2 separate regions of the Homo sapiens genome follow, and region 1 is linked to region 2. The links are chromatin contacts, found by Hi-C or POLR2A ChIA-PET in ENCODE. All regions are on one chromosome and are shown on one strand. The core of a region is the stretch at or near the end of the contact, and the rest is flanking DNA. Distances in the headings are between cores, read along the strand shown. Region 1 holds the start of MED18 (mediator complex subunit 18). Region 2 holds the start of HMGN2 (high mobility group nucleosomal binding domain 2).

Region 1 (5,383 bases), core at 2,738-5,237, 1.9 Mb after region 2:
CCAGCCTGGACGACAGAGCAGGACTCCGTCTCAAAACAAAACAAAACAAAACAAATAAATAAAAATAAATAAACAAGTTAAATTAAATGTAATAAAATATTTTTATTTAACCCCAGTATCCAAAATATTATCATTTCAGCAAGTACTCTATATAAAAAAATATTGACTTGGTGTTGTGGCTCACACCTATGATCCCAGCACTTTAGGAGGCCTAGGCAGCAGAATTTCTTGAGCCCAGGAGTTGGAGACCAGCCTGGTCAATATAGTGAGACCCTGTCTCTACAAAAAAAGGAAAGAAAAAAAGGCTGGGGCTGGGCACGGTGGCTCACGCCTGTAATCTCAGGACTTTGGGAGGCCGAGGCAGGCAGATCACCTGAGGTCAGGGGTTCAAGACCAGCTTGGCCAACATGGTGAATCCCATCTCTACTAAAACTACAAAAATTAGCCAGGCGTGGTGGCTCACGCCTGTAATCCCAGCTACTCAGGAGGCTGAGGCACAAGAATCACTTGAAACTAGGAGGCGAAGGTTGCAGTGAGCCAAGATGGCGCCACTGCATTCCAGCCTGGGTGACAGAGTGAGACTGTTTAAAATATATATATATATATATATTTATGTGTAGATATACATTTTTATATATGTATATATATGTGTATATATGTGTATATATGTGTGTGTATATATATATATGTGTGTGTGTATATGTGTATATATATATGATTCCTCACTTCAAGATGTTTACAATCTATCCAGGGAGATAAGCCATGCACAAAATACATTCACAGATCCAGTGACTCCCCCGAAAAATGAAAAAAATAATTTTGAAAAAATGAATTTAAAAAAGAGTGAAAACAATAAAATAGAATGCACCTGTAATCCAGCTACTTGGGAGGCTGAGGCAGGAGAATAGCTTGAACCCAGGAGGCGGAGGTTGCAGTGAGCCAAGATCGCGCCACTGTACTCCAGCCTGGGCAACAGAGCAAGACTCTGCCTCAAAAAAAAAAAAAAAAAAAGGCCGGGCGCGGTGGCTCATGCCTGTAATCCCAGCACTTTCGGAGGCCGAGGCGGGTGGATCACGAGGTCAGGAGATCGAGACCATCCTGGCTAACACGGTGAAACCCCATCTCTACTTAAAATACAAAAAATTAGCTGGGCGTAGTGGCAGGCGCCTGTAGTCCCAGCTACTCAGGAGGCTAAGGCAGGAGAATGGCGTGAACCCGGAAAGTGGAGTGAGCCGAGATTGCGCCACTGCACTCTAGCCCGGGCGACACAGCGAGACTCCATCTCAAAAAAAAAAAAAAAAAAAGCTAATAACTACTGCTTATTAAATGCCTACACGCCAGGCATGATGGCTCATGCCTGTAATCCCAGCACTTTACGAGGTCAAGATGGGAGGATGGCTTGAGGCCAGGAGTTTGAGACCAGCCTGGGTCTCACATAGTGAGACTCCGTCTCTAAAAAAATTAATAAAATTAAATAAAAATAAAAGAAAATAAAAATATTAAGTGCTTACAATAAGCCAAGCACTATGTTAAATGCTTTATAACCATCTCATTTGATTTTGGCAAACTCCTTTGAAAGTACTATTATTATCTCTATTTTACAAAAAAAGGAAGCTGAGGCTCAGGGAGGGGAAGTGAATGCCCATGGTTGCACAGCTGGGTAGTGGCAAAGTACAGGGGTGGGCCCCATCCTAAGCTCTAGGCATCATATCCTTATCAGAGAAACCCATCCCTGTAATCTCCAGGCCTCCTTCAGGTATTATCATATTGTTTACCCATTTTCTGTCTATCTCCCCTACCTTTTTAAAAAAATTTACCCTTCTTTAAAATACCAGCTAAAATCTGGGTAAACCCTATGGTGCCTCAAATGACCTGTAATTCACTGGACTTTCTATGCTGCAATTAGTGTCTGTATAGGAAAAGAGAGGCCAAAGAAGTTCACAGCCTCCTCTAATCATTACAGCACTTGAGAGCTGGTCACTCTGCCCAATCTTGTGAATCACCAGGTTGATCAGGAGGCACATCCTAAACCCTAGGGCATACGCAATCCTTGTCAATCTTCTTTTCCTACTTAGTACACTCTTTCACGATGATCTCATTCAATGTCATGGCTTTTAGCTACCATCTATGAGGCTATGGTTTTGAAATCTCTATCTGTAGCCCATTTCTCTCCCCTGAACTTTGCCATTTGGGTGTCCCACAGACACCTGATGCTCAGTGGGTCTACATATGAACTCATCTTTCCTGTCTCACCCACACTGCTCTGTGTTTCCTAGCTTAGAGAAAAAAAGTGCTACGATAGCCACCCAAGACATCTGTGACTCCTTCATCTCTGTCTTTACCTCTGGTTAGTCATTAAAGAATTATTTTCCATATATATATAGAGGACAGAGTCTTGCTCTGTAGCCCAGGCTGGAGAGCAGTGGTGCAATTTCAGCTCACTACAACCTCTGCCTCCTGGGTTCAAGCAATTTTGGTCTCTTGACCACCTGAGCCACCTGAGTAGCTGGGACTACAGGCGTGTGCCACCACACCCGGCTAATTTCCTCTTTTTACTTTTTTTTTTGAGCCGGAGTCTTGCTCTGTCGCCCAGGCTAAAGTGCAGTGGTGCGATCTCGGCTCACTGCCAGCTCTGTCTCCCAGGTTCACACCATTCTCCTGACTCAGCCTCCCAAGTAGCTGGGACTACAGGCGCCCGCCACTACGCCCAGCTAATTTTCTGTATTTTTAGTAGAGACAGGGTTTCACCGTTAGCCAGGATGGTCTCGATCTCCTGACCTCGTGATCCACCCCCCTCGGCCTCCCAAAGTGCTGGGATTACAGGCGTGAGCCACCGCGCCTGTCCTCTTTTTACATTTTTAAAATCTTTTTCTGACATTTGTTTCTCAGCTGGAGTTGTACCAAAGCGCCTAACTGGTCGTTTTTCTTTAATTTTTTTCCAGACAGGATCTCCCTCTGTTGCACAGGCTGGAGTGCAGTGGCGCTATCTCAGCTCACTGCAACCTCTGCCTCCTGGACTCAAGCAATCCTCCCACCTCAGCCTCCCAAGTAGCTGGGACTGCAGGTGCGAGCCACTACGTTCAGCTAATTTTTTGTATTTTTTGTAGACACAGGGTTTCACCATGTTGTTCAGGCTGGTCTTGAATTCCTGAACTCAAGCCATCTGCCCGCCTTGGCCTCCCAAAGTGCTGGGATTACAGGCCTGAGCCACCGTGTCCGGCCTGGTCTTTTTTCTCTAGGCTCTCTCCTTTCCCAAACTTTTCTCCATGTTGTAGCCAGGGTTCTTTTAAAGCTCACATGTATTCTTTGGTATGGCACTGCAGAGTACTCCTGGATCTGGACCTACTCCTTTTCCAGACTCTTTTTTTTTTTTGAGACAGAGTCTCTCTCTGTAGCCCAGGCTACAATGCAGTGGCGCGATCTCGGTTCGCTGCAACTTCCGCCTCCCGCGTTCAAGCGATTCTCCCACCTCAGCCTCCCTAGTAGCTGGGATTACAGGCGCGCGTCACCATGCCCGGCTAATTTTTGTATTTTTAATGGAGACGGAGTTTTACCATCTTGGCCAGGCTGGTCTCGAACTCCTGACCTCAAGTGATCCGCCTGCCTCGGCCTCCCAAAGTGCTGGGGTTACAGGCGTGAGCCACCGCGCCCAACCCCTCAGTTCTTTTTTCTTTTGAAACCCACTATAATCTCTGTAAGTCCTATCAGTTCCAAGAGACTTTCTACACAAATACATCTCCAGGTTGTCAAACCTAAAAAGATTTTCCTAGAGCATGGCCTATGACGTCAAGGATCCAGGTAGCGCCCGGAGGAAAGCGCCAAAGGAGGCCGCCATCTTTCATACAGCAGCCCGGAATTTTGCGCATGCGCCTCTGATTGTCTGTCCGCAATGAAGCTCTTCGGCCTTCTCGGCACCCATACGTTTGGGAACGGCAGTTTCGAGGTTTGTGAGACGTCGGCTTCCGACCGGAAGTGAGAAGAGGAGGAAGTTGGCTGGTTGCACCGATCTGGGGGCTTCCCGGGCTCGGGTAACCGGAGTGCTGGTATCTAATCGTCGCTCAAAAGCTCCTAGGTGCGCGGGTGGATATAATTCCCGGCTTCTCGAGAAGACACTACAGCCTCAAGGAGGTGTGCTTCTAGTGTTTAATTGGATACGTGTTATGGATGCCGGCTTAGAAGGACCTATATACCATCATCTTAAAATAACTTCCCCTTGGCTCTCTCTCTCTTTTTTTTTTTTTTTTTTTTTTTGAGACGGAGTTTCGCTCTTGTTGCCCAGGCTGGAGTGCAATGGCGCGATCTCGGCTCACCGCAACCTCGCCTTCCGGGTTCAAGCGATTCTCCTGCCTCAGCCTCCTGAGGAGCTGGGATTACAGGCGCTCGCCACCAGGCCTGGCTAATTTTTTGTATTTTTAGTAGAGTCGGGGTTTCTTCATGTTGGTCAGGCTGGTCTCGAACTCCCAACCTCCAGTTGATCCGCCGGCCTCGGCCTCCCAAAGTACTGAGATTACAGGCGTGAGCCACCGCGCCCGGCCTTGGCTCTCTTTAAAAGGCATTTTTAGGCTAGCCGCAGTGTGGTCTCCCGCCTGTAGTAGTCCCAGCTACTCGGCTTGAGCCCAGGAGTTCGAGGTTATAGTGAGCTAGGAACTCCCCACTGCACTGCAGCCTGGGCTACAGAGCGAGATCCTGTCACCAAAAAAGAAAAGCGTACGGGGGAAGGCATTTTCAGAGAGATAGAACGCCTAGATGTTAGTTTGGTCCAAACTCTGCTACCAACTTGCTGTGTGTATCCTTCTGTCCCTCTCCAAGTCTCAATATCCTCATCTATAAAACGAAGGTCCCTTAAGTCACTTTTTCAGTTCTTCTGAATTTTGTTGCCTCTTTATTATCTCGTTTGAGCCACATAGCCTTGGGAGTTAAAAATCACTGGCCTTTGGCCGGGCACGGTGGCTCACACCTGTAATGCCAGCACTTTGGGAGGCCGGATCACCTGAGTATCACCTGAGGCCAGGAGTTCGAGGCCAACCTGGCCAACATGACGAAACCCCGTCTCTACTAAAAATACAAAAAAAATTAGCTGGGCTTGGTTGCGGGCGCCTGTAATCCCAGCTACTCGGGAGGCTGAGACAGGAGAATCGCTTGAACCTGGGAGGCAGAGGCTGCAGTGAACAGAGATTGCGCCATTGCACTCCAGCCTGGGCGACAAGAGTGAAACTCCGTCTCAAAAAAAAAAAAAAAAAAAAATCACTGGCCTCATTTTATAAGGAAGACATTGAGTCCCAGGGTGAGGGGTTATAGATAGGACTTTCTCAAGATTGCACAGGTAATGTGGAGGTTTCAGAACTTGAGACTAGAAGGTAATGCTGTAACTCCATGACCAGAT
Region 2 (4,863 bases), core at 912-3,411:
CAAATGCTACTCTCTTTAAAGTCCATTTTCCTTCTTCTTTTTTTTTTTTTTTTTGGAGACAGCATCTCACCCTGTCCTGGCTGGTCTCGAACTCCTGACCTCAGGTGATCCGCCGGCCTCACCCTCCCAAAGTGCTGGGATTACAGGCATGAGCCACCATGCCAGACTTCCCATTTTACTTTCTGCAAGCTGTTTCCCTAGCAGCTCCCTCTAGGGGAGAGGTGAAATCTTGCAAGTTGTAGCAAGAGCACACAGGAAACCCCTAACTTTCCTATACCCCACCCGCCTCTTCCCCTTTCTGTCCCGGGATACCTGGCGGCAAGAGACTTCTTGGCTATTGTCCATGCTCCCAGAATCAAGCATAAATGCCAGACACGGCGATTGAGAAGCCAATCAGTGAACCCTTTGGCAAAGCCCCCATCCACACCTGGCACTCCCCTCTACCAATCCCTGGCACAGGGTTCCTGGAGAGCAGGTGCTGTACATTTTACAGCTTTACAATGGGGCTGTTGACAGCCATAATTAGGGAGGCATGAATTATGCGGCTATAATGCAGAGCCCTACAATTAAGGCGGGAATGAGGGGCTGGAGGCAGCAAACGGAATCTGCCCTATGAGCGTGGCTGTTGAGTCCTGTCTCCTGGGTCTGACTTTCCGTAATATGATTGGGGTACAGTAGAGGTGATTAATGGGGCTGGCATCTCTCTTTGGCCTGAGGTTCTGTATTCTGGGAAAGGTACACAGGGTGGAGTAGGGAGAAGCTGCCCCAGGAGGCGATGTAGTGGTGGAAAGAAGAGGCAGAGAGGTCGTCGTCGTCGCCCAGCAGCAAGGGCTGCAAAATAGTAGAACTCGTGGTTGCTTTGGACAGGTGTGATTTGTGCAAGCCAGGTTCAACCCTTGCCTCAAGAAATCAGATGGGACCAATTTAGTGTCCTTCCACCTGTGAGCCAAGCCCCCATTTGAGGACATCTATCGTATTCTTGTGTGCTGGGTCTCAAATAGAATTTTTAAAGATTCTTAGATGTAAAACTTGTTTGCTAACTGCAACGGAAGAACACCTTCTTTTGCTGCTGCAATTGCCTACCCTCCCTCAGGTGCACTTGGCTAGCTCCAAGACCCTGGCTTTGGACTAGGGGGCACCGGAAGAGCCCTTTTGCCATCACACCACCTGTTCCTCTACTTGTTTCCTAATCCCCGGGCGCTTTCCTCCACCCTCCTTTCCTCGCGCAAGTGAAAGGCAGCCAGCTTGACAGTGTGGAAGGAGGGATTTCGCCAGCTGCGGCTGCAGTGCCCAGGCTTGGTGGCCGCGTCGGGTTGGGCAGCTGGGCAAAATGTCTCCGAGAGGGGTAGAGTGTAGGGGGAAGTGAGTGCTGGTAGACCTCGACGGCCGCTCTCCACCATACTGTGGCGGGGTCTGGAGGTTTGGGAATACAGGGACCTTAAGGGAGCCACCCGAGAGGAGTTGGGGGTGGGGGCTTCGATAGCATTTGGGGAGGCGGCTGCGCAACGGGTGCTGAAAGGACAGCTCCTACCTGACCCACGGCACCCAAAAGGCACCTCTGCATGGAAAGTCTCCCCCTGAAACCCCTAGCCCACCTCGAGTGGGACCGTCTTTCAGGTGAGGTGCACGAAAGGCTTCTCCGAAGTGGCAGCTCGGAAGGATGCACGTCCGGCTGCGCCAAGCTGGTTTCCCCGCCTTTTTCCCACTTTGGCGTCAGCCTGGGCTCTGGGAACTGCAGCCTGTGCCTCCAGCCGCGCGCTTCCTCCTGCTTCCAGAGGAGCAGGGCAGTGCAGCCAGGCCTCGCAAACCCCTCTTCTGGGGCCCCCAGCGGGAGCAGGAAGGAAAGCCGCTGAGATGCGCCGTGAGTGTCGCACGGCTTGGAGAAGTGGGTTGCTGGGTTGCATAAGGTGGAAGGAACTTGCTAGTTTGCAAAAGACAGCTCTTGGCGGGAGCCGGAACCCGGAGCCCGCCGACTCGCGCACCCCTCCTCATTTACTGCCTTCGACGCGCGCCACCCCGACTGCGCCCCCACCCCCTCGGCGCGCCGCCGTCTCCGCGCACTACCCCCCCCACACACCCCCCTCCTCACTCCCTCCAGAGGAGGTGAGTTTAAACCCCGCCCACGTGACCCCAGCTGGGCCAATGAACGGCGGCGGGAGGTGAAATCCGGTTCTAACCGGTCCGGGGCTCCCAGCGCTATAAAAACTTTATAAACCCCCCGGAGCCCGAGCAGTGTGAAGAAGAGGCGAGAACGACCCCCGGACCGACCAAAGCCCGCGCGCCGCTGCATCCCGCGTCCAGCACCTACGTCCCGCTGCCGTCGCCGCCGCCACCATGCCCAAGAGAAAGGTACGTGGCGCGAGGGCCCCAGGCGCCGGGCCACCACTGCCGCCACCGCCGCCGCCGCCTCCCTGGTGCAGGGAGCGAGAATCGGCGCCGAGCAGGAGCCAGCGCAGCCTCCCCGCGCGGGGGCTGGAGACGGTGTCGGGCAGCTCGGGGCTAACCCTGAGCGGCTCGGCTGCCCGCGGGCGCCAGAGGCCATATTGGAGGAGCGGCGGCCGCGGCGGGAGGAGCCATGTTGGCGGCTGTTTATCCCGCTCTCCTCGGGCTCGCCGCCCCCGCCCCGTGCCCCCTCCCCCATCGCGAGGGCCCCTTCCCTCCCCTCCCTGCGGGCGGGCAATTCAAACCCGAAAGGGCGGGAAGGCGGCGCTCGGGGTTGGCGGGCGGGGGAAAGCGCTGCCGCCAAAAAACCGCCGCCGTGAGGGGCGGGGCTTGTGCGGTATGGCCCCGCCCCCTCGCCCACGTTCCCCGCGCACGAGACGCGCGCTGTCGCCGCCCACGAGTTCCCCGGGCTGCGCGCGCCTCCCTCTCCCGCCCTCGACGGCTGCCATAGCAACGGCGCTGGGCTCCGCCTCCGGAGGGGGTTTGTTTGCGCCATCTGCAGCTGTTGCTCCTGCCTGTCGCGGTGGTGCGGGCTCCGCTGCCCTCCCCGGCTGCGCTCCGGTCCAGCCCTCGCTTCTCGGGGTCGGCGAGCCGGAGCTCCTGCGCGCGCTTCGTTCTTATACGAACGTCGGGCTCACTCATTTATGTCCTAGAAAAGTTGTGTGGACGACTGCTTTAATTTTCATTTTTAGCACTCTAAAGTTTGGGAAGTAATTAAGAACCACCTCAAAATCTGCAGTTTTTTGTTCTTGTTTCTTATAGGCTGAAGGGGATGCTAAGGGAGATAAAGCAAAGGTGAAGGACGAAGTAAGTCATTCTCTCTTCAAGGGTCAAAGCCTTGGACTAGCAGAGGCCACTGGACTCGGTGATTAACCGTAACCTGTGTCCTGAATTTACACTCCTATAATCTAGAGCAAATTGATACCAAACTTTCAAAGCGACTTACCTGTCCTATTTCTAACTTTCTCGTTGTCTTTAATAGCCACAGAGAAGATCCGCGAGGTTGTCTGCTGTAAGTGTATGCTTTTGAATTTTCGTGCTTGTCCCTGAAACTAAAAAACATCAAAAAACAATTCCCTTTGCTTCCATGAATTATGGTTAGTGCCTGGTTTTGAATCATTGCCTCTACTTGGGACTCTTGCCCCTTTGGGTTTTGCTGGTTCTGAAATTCTGATGCCTGTAGCCAAAGTGGGACATTTGAGTGGGCTTCTGGAAATCCAACATTCTAGAAGAAAGCCAACCACAAAAACTTTTGAGGAGGAGGAGAAACTTCTCTACCCTTGGTACTTTTGGTTGGTTGTGGGTGGTTTTCTTCAGTCCATTGTACTGATGTTCACTTTTTCCTCTCTTCCTGCCAAAAAAAGAAACCTGCTCCTCCAAAGCCAGAGCCCAAGCCTAAAAAGGCCCCTGCAAAGGTAAGTGCTAACATTGGAACTGATCATTTTCACAGAATGAGGACTGTCCTTAGTGCCTTAACTTAATTAGCATAATGGTGCCTCCATTAATGGAGGTTATAAACTGTGTGGATAGCTTACCTCGTCCGTGTCATTCATAACGTTGGTTTCCTGATCAAGAATTCTGTTGTTAGTTTATAGGAAAATCTGCATTTAAATATTAAATACCCCAGGGTTTAAACTAATTTATTCTTCTGTTACTTAGGAAATTCTAAGTACTAAAGATTATAGCAAATTACAGATAATTTAGCCTAGTTTTGATCAGTTGTTCTTGTCAAATGGGTGAGGGTTTGTGTTTTATCTTGAGTAAACAATCCTACCTTGTGCAGAACTTTGCAGACCATACCTTGGTAATACGAAATGGGGAGAAACAGTTCTATTTTTTCCCCTTTTTCAGAAGGGAGAGAAGGTACCCAAAGGGAAAAAGGGAAAAGCTGATGCTGGCAAGGAGGGGAATAACCCTGCAGAAAATGGAGATGCCAAAACAGACCAGGTATAACTGCTGTTTCACCCTTTGTTAGATTTGTTCATTCAGTTAGTTGCTGATATCAAAAATTTAATTGCCCTTTTCTTGTATCACTCCAAATGTACCATTTGGTCCAGTGTGCTTGTGGCTTTCCTGTTAACTTAAATCCTGGATTCTTGAAATCTCTACTGTCAGCTGAAGGGCATTGTGTTTTATACTACATGAAGTTTTCAAGCTAGGAGTAACCTCAGGTCTCTTATTCTGGTGTTCTTCCTACCTCAATTTTACAGTGAGGCCCAGAGGAGAGGTGACTTAGCAAAGTTACCTAGTAAGTCATTCTCAGAAGAAATACTGAGTCTCAGTACCTGAAACCTGAACTTTGGCCTGGGAGCAAAGTGATGCTGTAGGTGGAATGTGAACACAGATAGTTTTGAAATCTACGCATTGCATTAATTTGTCTGTTTTCTTTTAGGCACAGAAAGCTGAAGGTGCTGGAGATGC

Evidence for each region. Hi-C counts contacts between places; a loop is a spot of excess contacts on that map. ChIA-PET counts read pairs that join two places held with the same protein, here RNA polymerase II (POLR2A). Pooled maps may share reads with other maps.
Region 1: a pooled map shows a loop between it and region 2 (7-fold over the local background). The contact joins the promoter of MED18 here to the promoter of HMGN2 in region 2. A Hi-C loop is called at or near these places in 5 of 50 pooled maps. POLR2A ChIA-PET finds 5 or more read pairs at or near these places in 2 of 52 experiments (B cell and GM10248).

Annotation. Positions count from the first base shown.
Region 1 is chr1:28,325,053-28,330,435 of GRCh38, forward strand. MED18 (mediator complex subunit 18) reads left to right here and starts at 3,988. Exons shown (of 3, transcript NM_017638.3): 1 at 3,988-4,128. RefSeq lists enhancers at 4,022-4,529, 4,530-5,037.
Region 2 is chr1:26,470,279-26,475,141 of GRCh38, forward strand. It overlaps HMGN2 (high mobility group nucleosomal binding domain 2), which reads left to right and starts at 2,162. Exons shown (of 6, transcript NM_005517.4): 1 at 2,162-2,349; 2 at 3,205-3,249; 3 at 3,425-3,454; 4 at 3,807-3,857; 5 at 4,294-4,389; 6 at 4,835-4,863. The coding sequence starts at 2,335. It overlaps DHDDS (dehydrodolichyl diphosphate synthase subunit), which reads left to right. Exons shown (of 9, transcript NM_205861.3): 9 at 1-1,028. RefSeq lists enhancers at 769-1,477, 1,478-2,187 and silencers at 1,557-1,972, 1,857-2,126, 2,387-2,676, 2,717-2,886.